2 separate regions of the Homo sapiens genome follow, and region 2 is linked to region 1. The links are chromatin loops, found by intact Hi-C in ENCODE. Cell type or tissue: gastrocnemius medialis. All regions are shown on one strand. Links, peaks and the distances in the headings refer to the core of each region. The heading gives the core; the rest is flanking DNA.

Evidence for each region. A loop is a pair of places that touch in the nucleus more often than their neighbours do. Peaks named below come from ENCODE experiments on the same cell type or tissue, not always from the same donor. Only the 100,000 strongest peaks of a DNase experiment are listed, where the experiment ranks them.
Region 2: a loop joins it to region 1, with 2.2 times the contacts of the local background. A loop is called at or near these places in 4 of 110 quality-filtered maps.

What each region holds. Positions count from the first base shown.
Region 1 is chr17:44,410,276-44,423,139 of GRCh38, forward strand. All of the region lies in intron 6 of GPATCH8 (G-patch domain containing 8), which reads right to left. Among named protein-coding and RNA genes, the nearest start is that of ITGA2B, 27 kb to the left of the region's middle. RefSeq lists an enhancer at 10,908-11,881. In gastrocnemius medialis, for the core only: no CTCF peak of the experiment used is centred there; a DNase peak (open chromatin) is centred at 7,416; H3K27ac peaks cover 2,133 bases.
Region 2 is chr17:44,471,414-44,484,277 of GRCh38, forward strand. GPATCH8 (G-patch domain containing 8) reads right to left here. Exons shown (of 8, transcript NM_001002909.4): 2 at 3,416-3,490. Among named protein-coding and RNA genes, the nearest start is that of GPATCH8, 26 kb to the right of the region's middle. In gastrocnemius medialis, for the core only: no CTCF peak of the experiment used is centred there; no DNase peak of the experiment used is centred there; H3K27ac peaks cover 3,234 bases.

The DNA of each region.
Region 1 (12,864 bases), core at 2,733-10,732:
AGGAACACAACTATAGATAATTTCTTCAGGTGAGAATAGAGAAACATGCCTGCCTATGAGAGAAGAGACAGCGCTCACAAGACCAAACACTGCAGATATGTCATCAATCTCTTGTCAAAGTCTGAGCAAATTCCATACCATACACAAAAATTCAAGTTAAACTCCAAAATGGGACATTCTAATTTGAATGGATTTAATTATCCATTTAAGCTGACTCAAAAGCTATGAGATGTCCTTATCTCTGAAAATTATACGATATGCTTTCTGAAGAGCTGCTAATAAATTAGATTATGTTATTGAACCACTAATGGTATTAACAAAAATTTAAGCCACATAGCACATTTTTAGTTGGGAAATACCTTAATTCAAGAAAAGGAGACTGAACCCCACTGGAAATGAAAAGATATGAAGATTCTGTTTTCCTGAAAAATCAACAGCATTTTTCCAAAACAGTATACATTTGTGGCACAGTACAGAATGGAAGGAACATTTCCCACAGATCCTTAATCACATGGTGGCTGGGATTTCCATTACACCTTCCAGAAGACCAGTAGAAAGGCAAGACCCTAACAAATGATCCAGTACTTGAAGTACCCATCCACATTAACTGTGGCTCTTTGGGTTAAAGACCACTCTAAATGGAAATGATATTCCAGTTCTTAAAACATAACTTAAACAGCATTATATTGGCAGAAAAACGTTTTACTGTGGACACAAAGTATTGCTCTACTATCACTGAAAAGATTAAGCCAAAGAAATGAGAATCAGGTAAATCTGAATGTGGATTATAAATGTGCAGAAAAGGTACACCCCAACAGCCACCCACTTCTCTTTAAGTGTAGACTTCAAGAGCAGAAACATTCTGCTCAGTGTCTATTAAAATAAGGCAACTATGACAATTGGGCTTTGCAGATCATCTGTAAAATGGCTCCCAAGAAATACGGCCTCTTTCTATAGTGGTTAGAACTTTTAAGATAGTCATCATTCTGTCAATAGTCAAGAGCAACAGTGTTCCTGCTCAACTGTGATTGAGTTGAGTAAGACACACATTTCTGCACAGTGTTCTCTAACAACAAAAGATAATACAAGGGTTTAACAAAATCTTTTTGTATCTTTTAGTGCTATGCTTCTCTCTACCATCAAAATAAAATTTGACACTAGGAGTTTATATTTGATGGAGTATACTAAGAATAATTCTGATTACTTTCTCGAGTATTTAAAATTGATTATCTACATTTAAATAAAACCCATTTTTCTCATGTAAAGGGGATTTCAAGTATCAGAAAACAGGCAGAATTTAGGGCAGAATATTTCCTACTGCCACTAAAATCCCATGTTCTACATTTACTCAGCTCTGAAGAGAAAACTTGATTTTGTCCCTTTAGGGTCTAAAGATTATCCATGGCGTCTTTCCCTCACCAGATAGCAACTCTGCTCTCCCAACAGGGACTGAGGCTTAGTCTTTCTTTGTAACTAACTATGCAATGTACACATAGTTGTCTATGACACAAAAGAGATGCGCAGTAAATATTTATCAAACTGGGTTGTGGCTCACACCTGTACTCTCAACACTTTGGGAGGCTGAGGTAAAAGGATCGCTTGAGGACAGGAGTCCAAGACCAGTCTGGGCAACACAGCAAGACTGTGTCTATAAAAAAAAAATTGAGATGGAGTTTCACTCTTGTTGCCCAGGCTGGAGTACAATGGCGCAATCTCAGCTCACCGCAACCTCTGCCTCCCAGGTTCAAGGGATTCTCCTGCTTCAGCCTCCCGAGTAGCTGGGATTACAAGCATGCGCCACCACGCCTGGCTAATTTTTGTATTTTTAGTAGAGACAGGGTTTCTCCATGTTGGTCGGGATGGTCTCAAACTCCTGACCTCAGGTGATCTGCCCACCTTGGCCTCCCAAAATGCCGGGATTACAGGCATGAACCACCACGCACGGCCAAAAAAATTTTTTTAAATTAGTTGGGCGCAGTGGTTATGTGCTTGTAATCCCAGCTATATGGGAGGCTGAGGCAGGAGGATTGCTTGAGTTCAAGGTCACAGTGAGCTATGATTGTGCCACTGCACTCCAGCCTGGGAAACAGAGCAAGAACCTTTCATTTTATTTTTTATTTCATTTTTTTGAGACAGAGTCTCCCTCTGTCACCCAGGCTGGAGTGCAGTGGCAGAATTTTGGCTCACCACAACCTCCACCTCCTGAGTTCAAGTGATTCTCGGGCCTCAACCTCCCGAGTAGCTGGGACTACAGACGCATGCCACCACACCCGGCTATTTATATTTTTAGTAGAGACAGGGTTTCACCATGTTGGCCAGGCTGGTCTTGAACTCCTGACCTCAGGTGATCCACCTGCCTCTGCCTCCCAAAGTGCTGGGATTACAGGTGTGAGCCACCACACCCAGCTGAACCTGTCTTTAAAACAAAATAAAAAAAGATGTGTTGTATCTCGACCACTATTTCTGGCTAAGCATAATCTGGCCTTCTTCAAATCTCAACCACTCCTTTTCCTCTTATGTCAATGATCCTGCATACCAAAATCACAGCCTCTTCTCTCCACTGTTTTTTTTCCCCCTCCCTCTACAACAAAACATTAATGTCTGTCTCCTCTCCCCTTCCTAACTGAAGTAATCATGCTGTAGTTGTTGCTTGCCCGGGTCACCCTAATTCATGTCTCAGTGTTTGATGTTCATGGATGAGATCACCCAAGAAGATATCACCAGGTGGTGGGTGAGAGAAAAGACCAGGAGAGAATATAGAATGTTTCAGTATTAAACTACCCAGTGAAGGAAGATTATAGATGAATGGTTAGGGAAAGCCACGTTACTGAACATTAGATGTAAATTCTTTCTTTTACCATATGCCTATTAGTAAGTGATGAAAATTAATTTTATTCAGTAAGAAAAAACCAAGTATTTGGTAAGAGAGAAAATTAGATACTAATGCCAATTACAGATAGTGAAAAACTGAGAGAAAAAGAAAAAAATACAAATTCTTTTTCTTCTTATTTTTGAGACAGAGTCTCCCTCTATCACCCAGGATGGAGTACAGTGGCATGATCTCAGCTCACTGCAACCTCCGCCTCCCACATTCAAGCGATTCTTGTGCTTCAGCCTCCCACGTAGCTGGGATTATAGGCTCCCACCACCATGCCCGGCTAATTTTTTGTGTTGGGATTACAGGCATGAGCCACTGTGCCCAACCCAAATTCTTTTTTTTCCTTGAGACAGAGTCTCACTCTGTAGCCCAGGCTGGAGTGCAGTGGCGCGATCTTGGCTCACTGCAACCTCCCGAGTTCAAGCGATTCTCCTGCCTCAGCCTCCTGAGAAGCTGGGACCATAGATGCGTGCCACCACACCGGGCTAATTTTTTTGAGATGGAGTTTTGCTCTTTTGCCCGGAATGCAGTGGCATGATCTCTGTAGCCTCCACCTCCTGGGTTCCAGCAATTCTCCTGCCTCAGCCTCCCAGGTAGCTGGAATTACAGGCACGTGCCACCATACCTGGCTAATTTTTGTATTTTTAGTAGAGATGGGGTTTTGCCACGCTGGCCAGGCTGGTCTCAAATTCCTGACTTCAAGTGATCTGCCCGCCTTGGATTCCCAAAATGCTGGGATTATAGGTGTGAGCCACTGTGCCCGGCCAGGCCGAATAGTCCAATATCAAATTAATTTGTCATAAAATTACCATGTAATGCTTGTTTTGCTATTTTCAGGAATTCAGCAAAACTCCTTAAAAGTATGGTATATTCTTTAACAGCACCAAGTATGCCTGCTTTAAGGCATATATATATATATATATATATGTGTGTGTATATATATATATGTGTGTATATATATATGTATATATATGTGTATATATATATATGTGTATATATATATGTGTATATATATATATGAACATATACATACACACATGTACATATGTATATGTAGTACATATTTTCACCACCACTACCACCATGAAAACTTAAGCTGGTTAATGAGGTTTTAAAAATGACTTAGAGATAGACTTCATATACCCTAAAATTTACCCCACCCCCCTTTTTTGGAGACAGGGTTTTGCTTTGTCACTGCACTGGAGAGCAGTGGCACAATCAGAGCTCACTGCAGCCTCGACCTCCCAGGCTCAAGTGATCCTTCCCACCTCAGCCTCTCAAACAGCAGGGACTACAGATGCACTCCATCATGCCCTGCTAATTTATTTTTATGTTTGTAGAGACAGGATCTCCATATGTTGCCCAGGATAGTCTCAAACTCCTGGGATCAAGGGATCCTCCTGCCTTGGCCTCCCAAAGTGTTTACAGGCGTGAGCCATTGCTCCTGGCCCAAATTCACACATCTAAAGTGTCAAATTTAGTGGGTTTTAGTACATTCTTAGAATTGTGCAACTATCACCACTATCTAATTTTAGAACATTTTCATTACTCCCAAAAGAAACCTCATACCCATAAGCAGTTACTCACCATCTCCCCTTTGCCTAGCCCCAGGAATCTACTAATCAGCTTTCTGTCTCTATACATTTGTTTATTCTAGACTTTTTATATAAATAATACAATATGGGGTCTTTTGTGATCAGCTTCTTTCACTTAGCATACTATTTTCAAGATTCATGCATGTTGTATATACCAGTAAGTCCTTCCTTTTTATTGCTGAATAATATTCCATTGTACAGATGTACCACATTTTATCCATTTACCAGTTGATGGACATGTGGGTTATTTCCCTTTTTGGCTATTATGAAGAATGCTGCTATAAACATTTTTAGGCAAGTTCTTGTGTGGACATATGTTTACACTTCCCTTGGGTATATACTAGTAATATGGTAACTTTGTATTTAATGTTTTGAGGAAGTGTCAAAAACTTTTCCACTATCTTTTCACTATCTCATCAGCAATGCAGGAGGGCTCTAACTTCTTGATATCTTCTCCAACACTTTGTTAGAGTACCATTTTTATTTTAGCCATCCCAGTGGGTATGAAATGGTATACATAAATTTTGTGGTTTTGTAGATAATGAGCTTTAAGTATACAGGTTGAGTATCCCGTATCTGAAATACTTAGAACTGGAAGTGTTTTAGATATTGGGCTTTTTTACATTTTAGAATATTTGCATTGTATATTTACTGCTTGAGCATCCCAAATCTGAAAACCCAAAATGCTCCAATAAACACTTCCTTTGAGAGTCATGTTGGCATTCAAAAACTTTCAGATTTTGAAACATTTTGGATTTTAATTTTTTGAATTTGGGATGCTCAATCTGTATTTACATAGCACTCCAAGAAGATATCTGGGGACAAAGATTTGCCCCATAGGTAAAATCTGAAGGCGGATAAGTCATAAGAGCTGCCTGGGTCCAAAGCAAATGGCACAACAACAACCCAGTTCAGAGCTCTTTACAGTACTGTCACTAAAGAACTTATTACTTAGGTTGCTTTAACTTTTCTGACTACAATAGAACAAAGAGTCTAATCCCAGCATCTCTACCACAGTGCATCACTGTGATAAATTAAGTGTAAGGGGCAGAAAGGTTGAAACTGTAGAACAAAAGTAAGGCAGAATCATTTTTAGTCAACTGGGATTGAGTGCCAAAATGAAGAACAGTTAGAAATACATAACAAGAGAATGCCTGGTTTACCCTGGCAACATTAGGTCCTGAAGTGTCTGTTTTGAGGGTTACCCCTAATCACAAAAGCAGACAGCTCCCCTAAGCAGAAGGGGATTTTTTCAACAGTTTTGTTGTTTTTGAGACGGAGTCTCACTCTGTTGCCCAGGCTGGAGTGTAGCGGTACTATATTGGCTCACTGCAACCTCTGTCTTCTGGGTTCAAGCGATCCTCCTGCCTCAGCCTCCGAGCAGCTAGGATTACAGGCGTGTGCCACCACGCCCAGCTAATTTTTTTTTGTATTTTTAGTACAGATGGGGTTTCATTTCACCATGTTGGCCAGGCTGGTCTCGAACTTCTCACCTCACGTGATCCATCCACCTCGGCCTCCCAAAATGCCGGGAATACAGGCGTGAGCCACCATGCCTGGCCTTCAGCAGATTTTTTTTTAAGGTTAGCTATGTCGTGATTGCTGGGTATAATAAGTTTACTCCCAACATAAGCAGAGGGGAATGAATACATAAGACTTAACAGGTGAAAAGGCATGAAACATGCTAAATTTTTGGAAGACTGGCCAAATGATGTCAATTTTCTTATTAAGCAAAACAGACCCCAAGAAAATGGTATGAACAGTGGTATAGAATACCACTGAACCCAACATTTTCACCTCTCTGCTATAGGTTATTAAAATAAAACTACAACATGTTCAAGTGCTGAGATGCACTCCTTTCTTCAAACCTGTGTTGTTTCTTAAAGCATAATCCCTGAAGAGAACTGTGCTGTTTAAGTAATACATGTTATTGGGTAATGAAACAGTCAACTAAGAATAAGTAATCCTGTCAAAAAGCAGTTGCAAACAATTTAGACAAAGTTAATTAAATCATGTATTAACAGATTATATCCTGTACAAATCAGAATACAGTCACTGGTGGCTGCTAGAGGCTTCATCTGTTTTAGTTCTGCTATTTAAAGCTCAGGGAACTACTGTTTTTGTTCACAACTGAAACAGACCTTGGAATTAAATAAGACTTTAGTCCTTTTAGAAAATGTAAAAAGTATAGGAGTTTTCATACTACAGGTATTTTAGCAGAAAGAAGAGGGAGGCTAAAAGCATATTCCTCTGACTGAGATACTGAATCCTACAGTTAAAGGAATTTTTTTTTTTTTGAGACAGGGCCTTGCTCAATATATTACCCAGGCTTGAGTGCAGTGGCACAATCTTGGCTCACTGCAATGTCCACCTCCTGGGCTCAAATGATTCTCCTGAGGAAAACTCTAAATTTCTGTTCCTTGGTAATGTTATGTTACTGCGTAATGAAACCGTCAAGTGTCAAGTAAGAGTAAGTAATCTTGTCAAAAAGCAGATGCAAACAGTTTAGACAAGGTCAATCCTGTCAAAAAGCAGTTGCAAACAGTTTAGACAAAGTTAACTAAATCATGTATTAATAGACTCAGCCCCTCTAGCAGCTGGGACCACAGGCAACTGCCATCACATCCAGCTAATTTTTGGGGGCATTTTTTGTAGAGACCGGGTTTTGCCATGTTGCCCAGACTGGTCTCGAACTTTTGGGCTCAAGTGATCTGCCCGCCTGAGTCTCCTAAAGTGCTGGGATTACAGGTATGAGCCACCACGCTTGGCCTAAAGAATTTCTGAAGATGCTTTACAGTACCAGATTTTGATAATCTGGATCAGACTACCAGAGACTGAAATCGCAAGGAAGTTGGTCCCAACACTATTAGCAAGGAGGCAGCTTTTCAATGTGCCAGTTCCCCAGTATCAGTCAGAAGCCACGGGAACCTGTGTGGGAAGGAAGGAAAAGCATAGGCCTGAGTCACAAATTCAAATGTTTACAGGAGTTTGGCAGGTAACATAATGAGTCACACAGATTGGTGTAAGAGAAAAGATGAAGTGGAGATCACAGCTAGTTGCAGAATGAGCAAAGAGATGGCAACTGTTCAGCTTTAGTCAACTGTTATGTTGAAATGTAGGCCCAATGTTGTCTGATAATTTTAATTTTTCAAGATAAGCCAAAGCCTAAATTATGTAAAATTGAATTTTTAAAATTTGGGAATCAACTGAAATTAAAAAGGGAAAAACTAATAATGTGAAGGCCAGATAAAATATATCTATGAGATAATTTGTGACCTCTCTAGTTTATGTACTAGGAGGACCTTTAGTGGCACAAACAAGAGGCTAAGATTGGAAGAAAAATCCTGAGTAGGTAACAAGGTACAAAGGAAGCAGCCAAAAAGAGAGAAAGAGAGAGAGAGAAGAAAAGAAAAAGAGGAAGAAAGGAAGGGAGGAAGGGAGGGAGGGAAGGAGGATTGACTATAAAGGTGGTGCTGCTATTAATTAATTTACTTTTGGGAAACAATATTCTTTGGAGTTTGAATTTTAGGCCTCTTGAAATGCTAAAGAAAATGATTCTACTGTCATATCCATCAGCAGACAAATTTTTTAAAGATATGCAAAATAATTAAGGAGGCAAGGACGTAGGGATAGAAAAATCTGTAGTATCAAATTTGTCTGTAACTTACACTAAGCCAACAAAGGTAGGAGATGATCAGTGCTAATGTCTTTTTTTTTTTTTTTTGAGATGGAGTCTTGCTCTGTCGCCCAGGCTGGAGTGCAGTGGCATGATCTTGGCTCACTGCAACTTCCACCTCCCGGATTCAGGCAATTCTCCTGCCTCAGCCTCCCCAGTAGCTGGGACTACAGGCACGTGCTGCCACGCCCGGCTTTTTTGTATTTTTAGTAGAGAGGGGTTTTCACCATGTTAGCCAGGATGGTCTCGATCTCCTGACCTTGTGATCCGCCAGCCTCGGCCTCCCAAAGTGCTGGGATTACAGGCGTGAGCCACCGCGCCCGGCTAGTCAGTGCTAATGTCTATTGAGCATTCAGGTGTTATCAGAATTAACTCATGTAAAAAGGAATCATATATTGGATTTCTTCAGAAATGGAAAGGCCTACTCTTAGAGATTTCAAAATGTATTAACATCGATCACTTGAAAACTAGGGTTAAACTACTGAAAAGAGCCAAAATACTTAATCAGCTTCTGTATCTCTGAAGATCAAGCTGGGTCTTAATATTTTTGTGTTAACAACTCTTCGTAAAATCTTGGAAAACCTGAGAAAAACTAGTGAATATAAAGAGGCACATAACACCCCCGCATCCTGTCAGGAAAAAAACAACTCAAACCTTGAATGAGGGTGACCATATAGCTCCTTTTGGAGAGATTATTTGTGCTTATTAAAGAGAAGGGTATGTTTAGGATCCTGCCTCTACTATAGTTTACTACTAACGTAATACATTATTTCTCTGAAAAATATTAATGGTGAAAATCTGATAGAAGATGCAAACTAGGGATTGCTAATACAGGGTTGAAAGTACTTACCTATTATCTCAGATTCATAATAATCCTGTGTGCCTTCCTGGAAGACAAGACAGGGTGTCTTTATGATTTTAGAGCATGAATTTGGAAAAATGGTAGGTCCATTTGTATGTTAAGTTCATGTCCATCAAAGAGGAATGAAAAATATGTCCTTCCTCCTGTTAGGGGTTATGTGGCTGTGTTGTACCAAGGTCAATTAAAGATTCCTTAGAAATTATTTTTTTTTGTTGTCCGAGACAGGGTCTTGCTCTGTCACCCAGGCTAGGGTATAGTGGCATGATCACAGCTTATTGCAACCTCAAACTCCTGGGCTCAAGCGATCCTCCTGGCTTAGCCTCACAAGTAGCTCGGACTTACACTACATGTGCGTGTCACCACATCAGGGTAATTTTTTTTTTTTTTTTAGAGAGACAGAGTCTTGCTCTGTCACCCAGGCTGAGGTGCAGTGGCACGAGCATAGCTCACTGCAGCCTTGAACTCCTGGCCTCAACAGATCTTCCTGCCTCAGCCTCCTCAGTAGCTGGGATTATAGGCATGAGCCACTGCACCCAGTGGGTTCCTCAGACATTCCAAGTTCAGGGAAGAGACGAACTATGAAAAATTTAGTGCTGTGCTTCTTTTGTTTATATATTTATAACATTCTGTTTTGAGATCCTACTGTTTGCATTAGAACAGCAGTATGAAGAAAGGTGAAAAAGCCTACCTTTCAAGCAAATGAAGAACATTTCACCAAAAACCAAAACCAAAACCAAACTTGTACTACATGGTTTTTTTTTTTTTTAATGCGTAAGATGAGCTTTTAAGATGAAGAAATAAACTCACATGCATTCATTCATCATACCAGCTAAAGATTTTTCCTAGACCAGGGATCACAGATATATATTCTGTATTAGTGAACAGGCAGTCCATGAGTTCTCCATGGGTAACCCTTAATTTTGTATTTTTATTTTGATGGTACTCTAAAGAAGAGTAATAAGTGAATATTCTGGATCACCTAGATGAGCACTTTATAAATGTTTACAACATAACTTGGGACTTAAAATGACAATAATTTGTTTGTACTAAGGTCAAATGACACCACAATATCATATATATACGAAAGTTTTTAATTAATTCTGATAGAATAGGGTTTTCAACTGCAGCACTATTAACTGCCATTTTGCCTCTTTGTTTCAAGGAGCTTTTCTGTGCATTGTAGATGTTACCAGCATTGCTGGCCTCAACCTACTAGATGCCAGTAGTATCACACCCTTAGTTGGGACAACCAAAAATGTACAGAGGCATTGCCAAGTGCCTCCAGAGTGACAAAATCTCCCTAGTTTGAGAGCAAATGCAATAGAGAAAAGTGGTGGGAGAGCTGAGGTAACACAAGGTGTGCAGGAGAATAAACATGTCAAATTCAAATGAACCAAAGATGTAACAATTTCTACTACATTCAGGTTGAGGACAGTGTCACTAAAACATTATCATACAACACATTAATGCTGTCAATGTGAATTTTATTACATTGTAAATCTGTTTTGCTTTTTTTCCCTTAAAAGGCAAGTCTATACATTATTGAAGTTTGAATTATACTTTTTCCTGGTTTACTTTTTTCTTTATTTTTGAGATGGAGTCTTGCTCTGTCACTTAGGCTGGAGTGCAGTGGTGCCATCTTGGCTCACTGCAACCTCCACCTCCCAGACTCAAGCAATTCTCCTGCCTCGAGCAGCTGGGACTACTAGCCAGGCCACCACGCCTGGCTAATTTTTTTTATTTTTAGTAGAGACGGGGTTTCACCAAGTTGGACAGGCTGGTCTTGAACTCCTGACCTCAACTGATCTGCCCGCCTTGGCCTTCCAAAGTGCTGGGATTATACTGTGTGAGCCACCACACCCAGCCTATTGTTTTCTAGTTAAAACTTTTTTTTCTTTACAAAAATTAGCCGGGCGTGGTGGCGCATGCCTGTAATTCCAGCTACTCTGGGGGCTGAGGCAGGAGAATCGCTTGAACCCAGGAGGCGGAGGTTGCAGTGAGCCGAGATCGCGCCATTGCACTTCAGCCTGGGCAACAAGAGTGAAACTCCATCTCAAGAAAAACAAACAAACAAAAAAACCTTTTTTTTCTTTTCTTGAGATGGAGTCTCGCTCTGTCACCCAGGCTGGAGTGCAGTGGCACGATCTCGGCTCACTATAACCTCTGCCTCCCGGATTCAAGTGATTCTCTTGCCTCAGCCTCCTGAGAAGCTGGGACTACAGGTGCACACTACCATGCCCAGCTAATTTTTGTATTTTCAATGGAGATGGGGTTTCGCCATGTTGGCCAGGCTGGTCTGGAACTCCTGACCTCAGGTGAACTCCCCCTCAGCTTCCCAAAGTGCTGGGATTACAGGCACGAGCCACCGCACCTGGCCTCTTTTCTAGTTAAAACTTGACTCTGAAGTCATCGACTAGTGTGTAACCTTTCTTTCTTTTTCTTTTTTCTTTTTTTTTTTGAGACAGGGTCTTGCTCTGTCACCCAGGCTGAAGTACAGCGACATGATCTTGCCTCACCACAAAATCCGCCTCCCAGGTTCAGGCAATTCTCGTGCCTCGAACCCCCAAGCAGCTGGGATTACAGGCGTGCACCACCATGCCTGGCTAATTTTTGTAGTTTTAGTAGAGACAGGGTTTTGCTATGTTGGCCAGGCTGGTCTCGAATTGGCTTCATGTGACTCTGTCCATCTCAGCCTCCCAAAGTGCTGGGATTATAGGCATGAGCCACTGCACCTGGCCTAACCTTTCTAATGCCATTTTTCCACCTAAAATATCTTTTCTGTTAATATATCACAGATATTTCTTAATTGAAAAAATTCTCAAGAACCCCAAAACTTGAGTATATACTTAGATACTAAATGTCTTAATTAAATAAAGATAATCTGAAAGAGTTTTTTATTTGTTTTGTTTTTTTGAGACAAGGTCTTGCTCTGTTGCCCAGTGTGAAGTGCAGTGGCATGATCATGGCTCACTGCAACCTCAAACTCCTGGGCTCAAGCGATTCTAACACCTCGGCTTCTGGAGTAGCTGCGATTACACATGTGCCACCACACCCAGCTAATTACATTTTTTGTAATTAGCTTAGATTGGGGGGCAGGTCTTGTACATTGCTCAGGGTGGTCTCGAACTCCTGGGCTCAAGTGATCCTCCTGCCCTGGCTTTGCAAAGTGCTGCGATTACAGGTGCGAGCCACCGTGCCTAGCCTAAAATTTTTTTTTTTTTGAGACGGAGTCTTGCTCTGTCACCCAGGCTGGAGTGCAGTGGTGCGATCTCGGCTCACTGCAAGCTCCGCCTCCCGGGTTCACGCCATTCTCCTGCCTCAGCCTCTCCGAGTAGCTGGGACTACAGGCGCTCGCTACCAGGCCCGGCTAATTTTTTGTATTTTTAGTAGAGACAGGGTTTCACCGTGGTCTTGATCTCCTGACCTCGTGATCCGCCCGCCTCGGCCTCCCAAAGTGCTGGGATTACAAGCGTGAGCCACCGCACCCGGCCGGCCTAACATTTTTAAATTATAAATACTTTGAAAAACTGGAAAAGGTCCTGGATAGAAGTATTCACTGTTGAATTTTTCTTTCCTGAAAAACCAGTCTTTGAAAGAGTAAAAAAGTAACTGCCAATACAGCTTGTCTATATATATATGCTCTATAAATTTCTCTTCTTCGAATCAAGCAAAGCTGACAATGTATTAAAAGAATGTCCACGGCCGGGCGCAGTGGCTCACACCTGTAATCCCAGCACTTTGGGAGGCCGAGGTGGGCGGATCACGAGGTCAGGAGTTCGCCCCATCTCTACTAAAAATACAAAAATTAGCTGGGCATGGTGGCAGGCACCTGTAATCCCAGCTACTCAGGAGG
Region 2 (12,864 bases), core at 1,722-9,721, 60 kb after region 1:
CACAATAACCCTTCACACAGGCATATTCTTGGCACAAACCTGTGCAGAGACCTCCACGGTTACCAGCTGCTGCAGATTACCTTTGGTTAAAAAAAAATGACTAGACCTTTAGCTCCTGCAATGATCTGTAGACTCCCAAAGCTGCATATTTTCAGCCACTTTTGAGTTGCATGCTGTAGCAAAACAGTCAGCACCTCTCAATAGATATTGCTGCAGAGAAAGATTTTAATTCAGCACTCTTTCTGTGTTAGAAGTAACACCATTTTCCCCTAAAAACAAAACAGCTTAATATAGCCAGCCAGCCATGTAATTAAATATTTACTTATTATTTAGTGGGCATTCCTCAGGTGATAAGGGACTTCTTTTGTTTGGTGGGAGGGAGGGAACACTACCTACTTTGATGCCAATCACTGTAGGAGTTTCTCTTAAAACTTAAAATTTTCTGTGACCAAAAAAAGTAAAAAAAAAAAAAAAAAGTTGAAAAAAGAGAAAAACACTTAAAATTTTACTCACAAATGATCAGGCAACAGAAATAAGATCCCTCTTATCTTGTGTGTCAATACTTCTTTTTTTTTTTCTTATTTTTTCTTGCATCTTTGTTTATTCTCCCAGATCCTGTGCCCTACTTCTACCTAATACAATGTAGGCCATGAAGTTCTCTCCTACAACCTAAACTATCTCATCACAAATAATGCATATATTTATCTTTCAGAAGTAAATTTTCATTAGAAGTGTAATTACTAATATACATTTCTGAACATTCATTTATTTAAAAAAATTAAATATCCAGCCTGAGTACTATATACTATTTGCTATTTTAAGTGAAGAAGGTAGCACTACTTAATAAATAAGGCATATTATCAATTCTACTCCCACTGAATGAGATTATTCAACAATGATTACTCAATTAGACTGCCTTCTGATACTGTTCTCGCTATATGTGGCAGAAAAAGTCCTGGACATTATGAGAGGTAAAATAGCATTAGCCTCATGTGCCATAGGAATGAAATTTCCAAAAATATTTCAGTGTAGCCCTCTAGGCTTAAAATATGTTAAATATCATTTAATTTAGTGGTTTAAAAAATATTTGTTAAGTATCGTAATAATGAATACTAGGTTGCAAATTTCATCTAAATTTACTGCTACTGTTGAGTATCCACAGAATTATAGCTTGTGTAAGACAATTAACCAACCATGCACCTTGTAGAATGTGGTACTGGGGAGCTGATTCTGACAGCTCTGTCTTAAACTTAGACCCTCCTGGTTTTTTTTGTTTTTGTTTTTTTATTTGTTTGTTTTTGAGATGGAGTCTCGCTCTGTCACCCAGGCTAGAGTGCAGTGGCACAATCTCGGCTCACTGCAATCTCCGCCTCCCAGGTTCAAGCCATTCTCCTGCATCAGCCTCCCGAGTAGCTGGGACTACAGGTGCCTACCACTGCGCCCGGCTAATTTTTGTATTTTTAGTAGAGACAGGGTTTCACCATCTTGGCCAGGCTGGTCTCGAACTCCTGACCTCGTGATCCACCTGTCTCGGCCTCCCAAAGTGCTGGGATTACAGGCTTGAGCCACCGCACCCGGCCAGACCCTCCAGTTTTGTAAATTGAAATGGAAAAATTAAATTAGTTTGCAAATACAAGATACTGTCTAGCCTACAGATTTCATTACAAAATTCTGCCTTGTCATAATCCCCAAAATAATTCAGAACAAGGCACAAACCAGTGATTTTTTTTTTTTTTTTTGAGACAGAGTCTCGCTCTGTTGCCCAGGCTGGAGTGCAGAGGCACGATCTTGGCTCACTGCAAGCTCTGCCTCCCGGGTTCATGCCATTCTCCCGCCTCAGCCTCCCGAGTAGCTGGGACTACAGGCGCCTGCCACCATGCCCGGCTAATTTTTTACATTTTTTGTAGAGATGGGGTTTCACCGTGTTAGCCAGGATGGTCTCGATCTCCTGACCTCGTGATCCACCCACCTCGGCCTCCCAAAGTGCTGGGATTACAGGCGTTGAGCCACTGTGCCCGGCCTAAAATCAGTGATTTTTAACTTAGCAAAGTGGGCTTGGCATTTTATCCTTATGTCAAAACACAAGACTAGGCTTTCAGTGAAATATCAGATGAGAATTCTCCCTCTGCAGCATTATCACATGCGTCATCAATTACTGCCATGCCTAAGTCTAGCATCATGCCAGCACATTAAGACAGAAGGTACTATATGCAGTGTTCACTGGACCAGAAAGACAGAAATAAGAAAGGGAGGTGGGGAGAAAGAAACCCTAGAGAAGAAATTAAAAAAAGGCAGACCGTGCAATACAAACCAGATCATGGCTGCTTAGCTAATATGGGCCAACTGCTGTGGAAGAAAAATGTCGAACACCCCAAGTTGTGTAAATTTCTGTAAACATCTAAACACACATACAAACACACACAACACCAACCTAATTAGGAACATAAATATATGTTGATCCTTTACTATGTTGCAGTTTTGAAAATAAAAGCTAAAGTTAAAATATCCGTATTCTCTAAATTGCCTTCTTATTTTCCTGAGGAAGAAGCTAGTGTTTCTTAAGGGGAAGTGGGGGGCTTGTCATGATGGTTATAAAGATTAAGATTCCCTTTTTGACTTTTTTTCCCCACTCAAGTTTTACCAATAACTCACCGAAATCCTTATTAAATATGTACACTTAAGCACAAATAGTAACTGCTGACAATAATGACAAGTTTAGACATTTTAACAATAGACTGTGTTATTTAAAAATAACGGGTTTTTCAAAGTGAAAATAATGTTCAAAAATTAAGAAGTTTTTTTAAAACTAAGAGCCAGGTAAATAAATCTCCTTGTTCTATTGCTTGATATCATCAGTGTCCAAAACTAAGCAGTGTGAAAAGATAGAAATAATCAGCTTTTGACAAAAACCACATTTCTTAAGCTACAGAGACCAAACTTGCCATGTTTCACAACAGTCTGGTAAATAAAACATATTACTCCTTAAATGTTTTTAATATAACATTTAAAAAAAAATTTCCATACATATTCTACTTATGTAGGAACATTTCATACATAATTATATTGCCCAAGAAAGGTGAAGCTATAAAGGATCAAAATACATTTTACTCCTTTATTCAATTCACAAAATGCTAAACTTTAACTTGCTACCTTCAACAAAGTATCGGTATGGGCCAAAAAGATATTTTTCCATTGAAATTCTAATGTGTTTCTAGATTTTTTTGGACTGATTTCCCAACATATTAAATATTAGATTACATCCCAAGCTTTAATTGATTACTGTATGGCATGCAAGAAAACAACTCTAAACTGTACTATTGGTTATTAATAAGTTTAACTTCACTCACATCAAGTGTCACACGAACACTACCTAACTAACTAGCTAAGACCCGAAATTAAGCACTGATTATCTTACCGATTCTATAGGCTTGTCAAGTGACGCTTGTTCAATTTCCAAGTGTCCTTCCTCATACTGATCAAAGTGATTACCCTGAAAAAAGATGATTACAGTTATTTTTCAAAAGCAGTTAAGTGTCAAATCTATTAACAGCTTAACCAAACTAAGGATTATTTTTAACTTTTCTTTTTTTTTTTTAACCTAAAAGGACACTGCAATCGTTCATTTTCAGTACACAATCAAAACCACACCACAAATTCCAACTTTTTAAAAATTTATAAAAATGGGTCAGGCGTGGTGGCTCACGCCTGTAATCCCAGCACTTCAGGAGGCTGAGGCAGGTGGATCACCTGAGGTCAGGAATTCGAGACCAGCCTGGCCAAAATAATGAAACTCCATCTCCACTAAAATTACAAAAAATTAGCTGGCTGTGGTGGTGTGCACCTGTAGTCCCAGCTACTCAGGAGGCTGAGGCAGGAGAACTGCTTGAACCCGGGAGGTGGGGGTTGCAGTGAGTTGAGACTGGGCCACCACACTCCAGCCTGGGCAACAGAACGAGACTCCATCTCAAAAAAGAAAAAAAAAAAAAGAAAAAACTTTATAAAAGGCCGGGCGCGGTGGCTCACGCCTGTAATCCTAGCACTTTGGGAGGCCGAGGCAGGTGGATCACGAGGCCAGGAGATTTAGACCATCCTGACACGGTGAAACCCCATCTCTACTAAAAATACAAAAAATTAGCTGGGCGTGGTGGCAGGTGCCTGTAGTCCCAGCTACTTGGGAGGCTGAGGCAGGAGAATGGCGTGAACCCGGGAGGCGGAGCTTGCAGTGAGCCGAGATCGCACCACTGCATTTCAGCCTGGGAGACAGAGCGAGACTCCATCTCAAAAACAAACAAACAAACAAACAAACAAAAACTTTATAAAAATGTATTAGAGCTGGGCACAGTGGCTCACACCTGTAATCCCAGCACTTTGGGAGGCTGAGGCGGGAAGATCACTTGAGGACAAGAGTTTAAGACCAGCCTGGGCAATACAGTGAGACCCTGTTTCTACAAAAAAAAATTTTTTAATTAGCCACACATTGTGGTGTGAGCCTGTAGTCCCAGCTACTTAGGGGGCTGTGATGGGAGGATCACTTAGGCCAAGGAGGTCGAAGCTGCAGTGAGCTGTGATCAAGCCACTGCACTCCAAGCCTGGGGGACAGAACGAGATCCTATTTCAAACAAAACAAAACACAACTTATTAGGAATCTAGGCCTAGTAATCTGAACTTTTAGTCTCCTAACAAGTGTTGAAATTGTAAACTAAAACACTATCAACCATTTGGGACACCAACTCTTTTAGACTGACTACATTAGGAAGACTACAGAGTCTTACAAACAAAGAGCCACGCTGTTTTACCTTTTTTTTTTTTGAGACAAAGTCTCACTCTGTAGCCCAAGCTGGAGTGCAGTGTCACAATCTCAGCTCACCGCAACCTCTGCCTCCCAGGCTCAAGTGGTATTCGTGCCTCAGCCTCCCAAGTAGCTGGGACTACAGGTGTGTGCCACCATGCCTGGCTAATTTTTTGTATTTTAGTAGAGTCAGGGTTTCACCATGTTGCCCAGGGTAGTCTCAAACTCCTGAGCTCAGGCAATCCGCCCACCTCAGCCTCCCAAAGTGCTGGGATTACAGGCGTGAGCCACCGCACCCAGCCTGTTTTACTTTTTTATATGCAATATTGCATTAAATCTTTAATAATGAAGAAAACAAGTCATAGTAATGAAAATAAAACCTATTTTTAAATAAATACTGCTCAATCTGGTAACATTATTTTAAACTAAATCTGCTAAGACATTAAACTTTAAATCAACTGATACCTCCCGGCTTTTCAAGAAATTAAAAATAAGCTCTTGACAGTTTCCAAAGCAACTATTCCTCAAGATGATCTGCAAAGGAGATAAACATGCTTTATAATGATGTATTTGATCATAATCAAGCAAGTTGTCACTGCAACTAAAATAAGTAAAAACAGTTTCAACAAATGATAGCTGCAGACAACTAAGAAGTTATCTCTAATCATAGTTTTCACAGATCTCCTTGCTTCATCAGGAAGGAATAGCTCATAATTTGCTTTTAAATCAAAATATCAATTTTCTGGTTCCCTTCTTGTCTTAAAATATAGGGCATCAGGATTTGTGAGTCCCACAATGACCTAAATCAAAAGACTAAAGACTTCAGTCTTTTGGTCTAGCCTAAACGAATTCAGTGTGTGGAAAGATATGATAACTTGAATGTTAACCTAACAAAAAGTTACTTTGCCTTTTCAAGGTAAAATTAAAATTCTAATTCAATAAATAAAATCTAATGATGGGGAGCTCTAACATGTAATTTGCCAAATTGTATAGTAAGTATTACGTTTCTCTCACTAGACTGTGAAGTCCTTGAGGACAAGAACTGAGTCTTGTTTATCTCTTACACCTAATAACATGGCAACCAAACACTAGGGAACAATTAGGTGCTAAAATTGTGTGGCAGTGATGAACAAGTTCTAGAACAAGATGGTGGTGGTGGTAGTCGTACAATATTGTTAATGTACTTAATGCTACTGAACTGTATCCTTTTTTTTAAGAGAAGGGGGTCTCACTATGTTGCCCAGGCTGCCTTCAAACTCCTGGGCTCAAGGAGCCCAGCCTCAGCCTCTTGACCAGTTGGAACTACAGGCGCCACACCAGTACACTTGGCTTGGACTATATACTTTAAAATAGTTAAAGTGATAAATTTTATGTTACACATATTTTACCACAATAAAAATAATAAAAATAAAATTGTATGGCAAAGTCTATCCAAATAAAGAAAGGGAAAAAAAAGAAGAAAAATGGAATAGCAAGGGACAGGAGGAGTATGTTTTCCAAAGACAAAAAAAAAAAGGACTTAAAAGTGGGTATTTCAGGAATGAAAAAAAGCAGTCATGAACAAATGATTTTAAAAAATTAAAAACAGCTATTAATCCTGAAAGTCTTTTTGTTTTGTTTTGTTTGAGATGGAGTCTTGGTCTGTCGCCCAGGCTAGAGCGCAGTGATGCCATCTCAGCTCACTGCAAACAAGGCCTCCCAGATTCAAGGGATTCTCCCGCCTCAGCCTCCGGAGTAGCTGGGATTACAGGCACACGCCACCACACCTGGCTAATTTTTGTATTTTTAGTAGAGATGGGGTGGGGGGTGGGGGGGTTCACACCATGTTGGCCAGGCTGATCTTGAACTCCTGACCTCAAGTGATCTGCCCGCCTCAGCCTCCCAAAGTGCTGAGATTACAGATGTGAGCCACCAAGCGCAGCCTGAAAGTCTGTCTTCAATTTACCTCCAAACACCTGCTTCTTGGCATTTTAATTTCTACTGCAACACTCAACATTTTAAGTTACTTTAAAGGTGTTAATTGCAAAGTACTTCTAAATTACTAAATAATAAATATCCAAATACTGAGATTAACTCAAACCTCATTATAGTACAGAACACCAATGTACAGCTGAATATCGATTCTTTCACTCTACAGGTCTATACAATTTAATGATACAGGAATAAACCAGGCACAGTGGCTCATGCCTGTAATTCCAGCACTTCGGGAGGCTGAAGTGGGAGCACTGCTGGAGGCCAGGAAGTTGGACATCAACTTGGGCAACATAGCGAGCAAGACCTTGTCTATACAAAAAAAACTAGATGGGCGTGGTGGTGTGTACCTATAGTCCTAGTCCTATAGTCCTAGCTACTAGGGAGGCTGAGGCAGGAGGATCACTTCAGCCCAGGGGTTCAAGACTGCTGTGAGCTGACTGAGCTACCACATTCAAGACTGGGTAACAAACCAAGAGTCTGTCTCAAAAACAAAAAAAAACAAAAAACAAAACAAAAAAACCCTCATCCTAACAATAACTATGTACTACTTTTTTAAAGTAATTAAACCTTTAGTTTGTTTAGAGACAGAGTCTCTCTCTGTCACCCAAGCTAGAGTGCAGTGGAACCATCATAGCTTACTGTAACCTTAACTCCTGGGCTCAAGTAATCCTCCCACCTCAGCCTCCCAAGTAGCTAGGGCAACAGGCATACACCATGACGCCCGGCTGTTTTTTATTTTGATTTAGATGGTCTCAAACTCCTGGGCTCAAGTGATCCTCCTGCCTCTGCCTCTAAAAGTTCTGGGATTACAGGCCTAAGCCATCAAGCCTGGCCTAGAGTACTTAATTTAGGACAACTATGTGATGGTTTTAAACAAAAAGAGAATTGCCCCAAAATATATCACTATCAAAGATGACATTTAAAGCACAAACACAGATTATTAGAGAACTACCAAGTAAGTCTACAAAAAAGAAAATGGGCACCTTCTAGGAAAAACCATTTCAGCTCATCCTTGCTGCATGAAAAATCACACAAGTTTTTCCAAAAAGATAATGAATCATTAGCAAAATCATCTTTTAATCTTAGGCTTAAAGTTATTTTAGAAAACCCTTCTGTAGATTACAAACTACTGTCAGCAAATGCCAGGTTCCAAATAAGACATTTAACAAATTTCTAAATACAGTTAGCTAATTAACTTTTCAAATCATTCTGGATCTGTCAGATGCAATACAAATCAGGATTAATAATATAGACAGTTCAACAGAGAAATTTTAATGTTTTCAATTAACGGTGCTAGAACTAGGTGTCCATATACAAAACAAAAGAGCTTCAATCCATACTTTGAATAAAAAAAGAACCCAAAATGCACTGCAGACCTAAATGTAAAACTGAAAATGATATATTCTAGAAGAAAAAATACAAGAGAAAAATCTTTGTGACCACAGGCTAGGCAAATATTTTCGTAGAGACAACCCCAAAGCACAATCAATATATGGAATAAAAAATTGATGGCTGGGCAAGGTGGCTCACGCCTGTAATCCCAGCACTTTGGGAGGTCGAGGCGGGTAGATCACAGGGTCAGGAGTTCGAGACCAGCCTGACCAACATGGTGAAACCCTGTCTCTACTAAAAATACAAAAATTAGCCGGGCATGGTGGTGCGTGCCTGTAATCCCAGCTACCCAGGAGGCTGAGGCTGGAGAACTGCTTGAACCCAGGAGGCAGAGGTTGCAGTGAGCCGAGACTGCGCCACTGCACTCCAGCTTGGCGACAGAGCAAGACTCCGTCTCAAAAAAAAAAAAAAATTGATAGGCTGGACTGGGAGAAAATATTTACAAATCTTATTCCTTTTCAAAAAAAAATCAGAAACCAATGAATGCTGAACAAATCCATACCTGATTAAAAACCTGTATCCAGAAAATACACAAAATTCTCAAAAGAGGGGAAAAAAACAACCCAATTTTTAAAGTGGGCATAAGATTTAAACATTTCATCAATGACATACAGGTGGCAAGTAAGCACATGAAAACACATTCAACATTATTAACCATTAAGGAAATACAAACTAGAATCACAATGTATTACCACCACATGCCTATTAAAATGGCATTTAAAAAAAAATGCGGCAGGGCGCGGTGGCTCATGCCTGTAATCCCAGCAATCTGGGAGGCCGAGGCAGGAGAATCACGAGGTCAGGAATTCAAGACCAGCCTGGCCAACATGGTGAAACTCCGTCTCTACTAAAAAATACAAAAATTGGCCAGGCGCGGTGGTTCACGTCTATAATCCCAGCACTTTGGGAGGCCAAGGAGGGCAGATCACCTGAGGTCGGGAGTACAAGACCAGCCTGACCAACATGGAGAAACCTCGTCTCTACTAAAATAAAAATAAAAAATTAGCCAGGCGTGGTGGCTCATGCTTGTAATCCCAGCTACTCGGGAGGCTGAGGCAGGAGAATCGCTTGAACCCGGAAGGAGGAGGTTGCAGTGAGCTGAGATCGCGCCATTGCACTCCAGCCTGGGCAACAAGGGCAAAAAAAAAAAAAATTAGCTGGGTACGATGACAGGCGCCTGTAATCCCAGCTACTCAAGAGGCTGAGGCAGGAGAATCGCTTGAACCCGGGCGGCAGAGGTTGCAGTAAGCCGAGATCACGCCACTGCACTCCAACCTGGGTGACAGAGTGAGACTCCAGTCTCAAAAACAAAAACAAAAACAAAAAAAAACAACCTAATACCACTTCATTTGTTTGGAGAGACAGTCTCTCTCAGTTGTCCAGGCTGGAATGCAGTGGCACCATCATGGCTCACTCCAGCCTCAACCCTCCTTGGGGCTTAAGCAATCCTTCCCATTTCAGGCTCCCGAGTAGCTGGGACTAGAGGTGCACGCCACTACACCAAGCTAATTTTTGTATTGTTGGTAGAGATGGGGTTTTGCCATATTGCCCAGACTGGTCTCGAACTCTTGGGCTCAATCTGCCCATCTTAGCCTCCCGAAGTGCTGGGATTACAGGCGTGAGCCCTCCTCTGATAAAATTTCAGACGAGCAACTTTCATAGATTACTGATGGGAACATAAAATAGTACACTCAACTTAAAACACCTGTCTGTGAATGTTTTTAACAACTTTATTTGTACGCTAGAAACTATCCAAATGTCAACTGAGAAATGAACTTTAAAAACTATGGTATACCCCATACAATGAGATATTACTTGGCACTAAAAAGAAACAAATTATTCATACAAGTAGTAACAGAGATGAATCTCAAATTAATTATGCTAAGTGAAAAGAAGCCATACTCAAAAGGCTTCCATATATAGGACATTCTGGAAAAAACAAAGCTAAAGAAAAGAAAAAGATCAGTGATTGTCAGAAGCTATACACTGGTTGTTGTGGTGGCTGCACTATGATGCGTTTTGTCAATACTCAAATTGTACTTTTTTTTCACCGTCTTATGGTGCTGATGAACTGTACATGTAAATGGGCGAATTTCACTGTATCTTAATTGTACTTAAATTTTTTGAAAAATGGTGAAAACAGGCTAAATATTTCTGTATTTCACCTCTAAAAAATGTATTTTTTGAATACTTAAATTAAAATCCTGTTCCATAGGCAGATTGTAGTGGCAGTTATAAGAATCTATAAATGTGTTAAAATTCATAGAACTAGGCTGGGCATGGTGGCTTACACCTGTAATCCCAGCACTTTGGGAGACCAAGGCAGGCAGATCACTTGAGGTCAGGAATTTGAGACCTGACTGGCCAACATGGAGAAACCCCATCTCTGCTAAAAATAGAAAAATTAGCCGGGTGTGGTAGTACACGCCTGATATCCAGGTCCTCAGGAAGCTGAGGCAGGAGAATCGCTTGAACCTACAAGGCAGAGGTTGCAGTGAGCCAAGGTGTCGCCACTGCACTCCAGCCTGGGCGACAGAGTGAGACTCTTGTCTCAAAAATAAATAACCCCATGTTCTCACTCTTAAGTGGGAGCTGAACAATGAGAACACATGGACACAGGGAGGGGAACATTATACACTGGGGCCTGTCAGTGGGTGGGGGGCAAGGGGAGGGAAAGCATTACGACAAATACCTAATGCGTACGGGACTTAAAACCTAGACGAGGCTGGGCGCAGTGGGTCATGCCTGTAATACCAGCACTTTGGGAGGCCAAGACAGGTGGATCTTGAGGTCAGGAGTTCAAGACCAGCCTGGCCAACATGGTGAAACCCCGTCTCTACTAAAAACACAAAAAAATTAGCCGGGTGTGGTGGCGGGCGCCTGTAATCTCAGCTACTCAGAAGGTTGAGGCAGGAGAATCGCTTGAATGCAGGAGGCGGAGGCTGCAGTGAGCCGAGATCACACCACTGCACTTCAGCCTGGGCGACAGAGCCAGACTCCATCTCAAAAAAAAAAAAAAAAAAACCAAACCAAACCTAGATGACGGGTTCGTAGGTGCAGCAAACCACCATGGTACATGTATACCTATGCAACAAACCTGCATGTTTTGCACATGTATCCCAGAACTTAAAGTAAAATTAAAAAAAATATATTTCTATCAAAAAATAAATTCATAGAAATCCATATCAAATAAGTCAATACTACTGCATGTTAATTTTCAAAACTAAACTAAAAAACATGTACAGAGCAGCTCTAGAATACATTAGAAGCTTGTAGTAGAAGTTAACTCTTAGAAATGGGTGTCTAGGCCGGGCGCGGTGGCTCACGCCTGTAATCCCAGCACTTTGGGAGGCCGAGGCAGGCGGATCACGAGGTCAGGAGATCGAGACCATCCTGGCTAACACGGTGCAACCCCGTCTCTACTAAAAATACAAAAAATTAGCCAGGCATGGTGGCTGGTGCCTGTAGTCCCAGCTACTCAGGAGGCTGAGGCAGGAGAATGGTGTGAACCCAGGAGGCGGAGCTTGCAGTGAGCCGAGACAGCACCACTGCACTCTGCCTGGGCGAAAGAGTGAGACTCCGTCTCAAAAAAAAAAAAAAAAAAAAAAATATATATATATATATATATATATATATATATATATATATACAGCCTACCTCTCATATCTCTTAGACACTCATTTCTTTTTTTTGTTTTTTTGAGATGGAGTCTCACTCTGTCACCTAGGCTGGAGTGCAGTGGCACCATCTCGGCTCACTGCAACCTCCGCCTCCCGGGTTCAAGACATTCTCCTGCCTCAGCCTCCTGAGTAGCTGGGACTACAGGCACCCACCACCACACCTGGCTAATTTTTGTATTTTTAGTAGAGATGGGGTTTCACCATATTGGCCAGGCTGGTCTTGAACTCCTGACCTTGTGATCTGCCCACCTCGGCCTCCCAAAGTGTTGGGATTACAGGCGTGAGCCACCGCGACTGGCCGAGGTAGGCTATTTTTAACTGCATTTTTTTCTTTTGAATTTCATACTTACTGCATTTTAAAATAAAATTCAAAATATTTAATCAGAAATTTACTTTATTTTTTATTTTTTTGAGACAGAGTCTTGCTGTGTCACCCAGGCTGGAGTGCTGTGGCACGATCTCAACTCACTGCAACCTCTGCCCCCTGGGTTCAAGTAATTCTTGTGCCTCGGCCTCCCAAGAAACTGGTATTACAAGCATGCACTACCAGGCTCGGCTAATTTTTGTTTGGTTGTTTTTGTTGTTGTTGTTGTTGTTGTTGTTGTTGTTTTGAGACAGAGTCTCATTCTGTTGCCCAGGCTGGAGCACAGTGGCGTGATCTCAGCTCACTGCAACCTCCACCTCCCAGGTTCAAGCGATTCTCCTGCTTCAGCGTCCCGAGTAGCTAGGACTATAGGCAAATGCCACCACACCCAGCTAATTTCTGTATTTGTAGTAGAGACAGGGTTTCACTGTGTTAGCCAGGATGGTCTTGATCTCCTGACTTCGTGATCCGCCCGCCTCGGACTTCCAAAGTGCTGGGATTACAGGTGTGAGCCACCATGCCAGACCAATTTATTTATTTATTTATTTTTTAGCAGAAACAGGGTTTCGCCATGTTGGCCAGGCTAGTCTCGAACTCCTGGCCTCAAGCAATTTGCCTGCCTCAGCCTCCCAAAGTGCTGGGATTACAGGTGTGAGCCACCATGC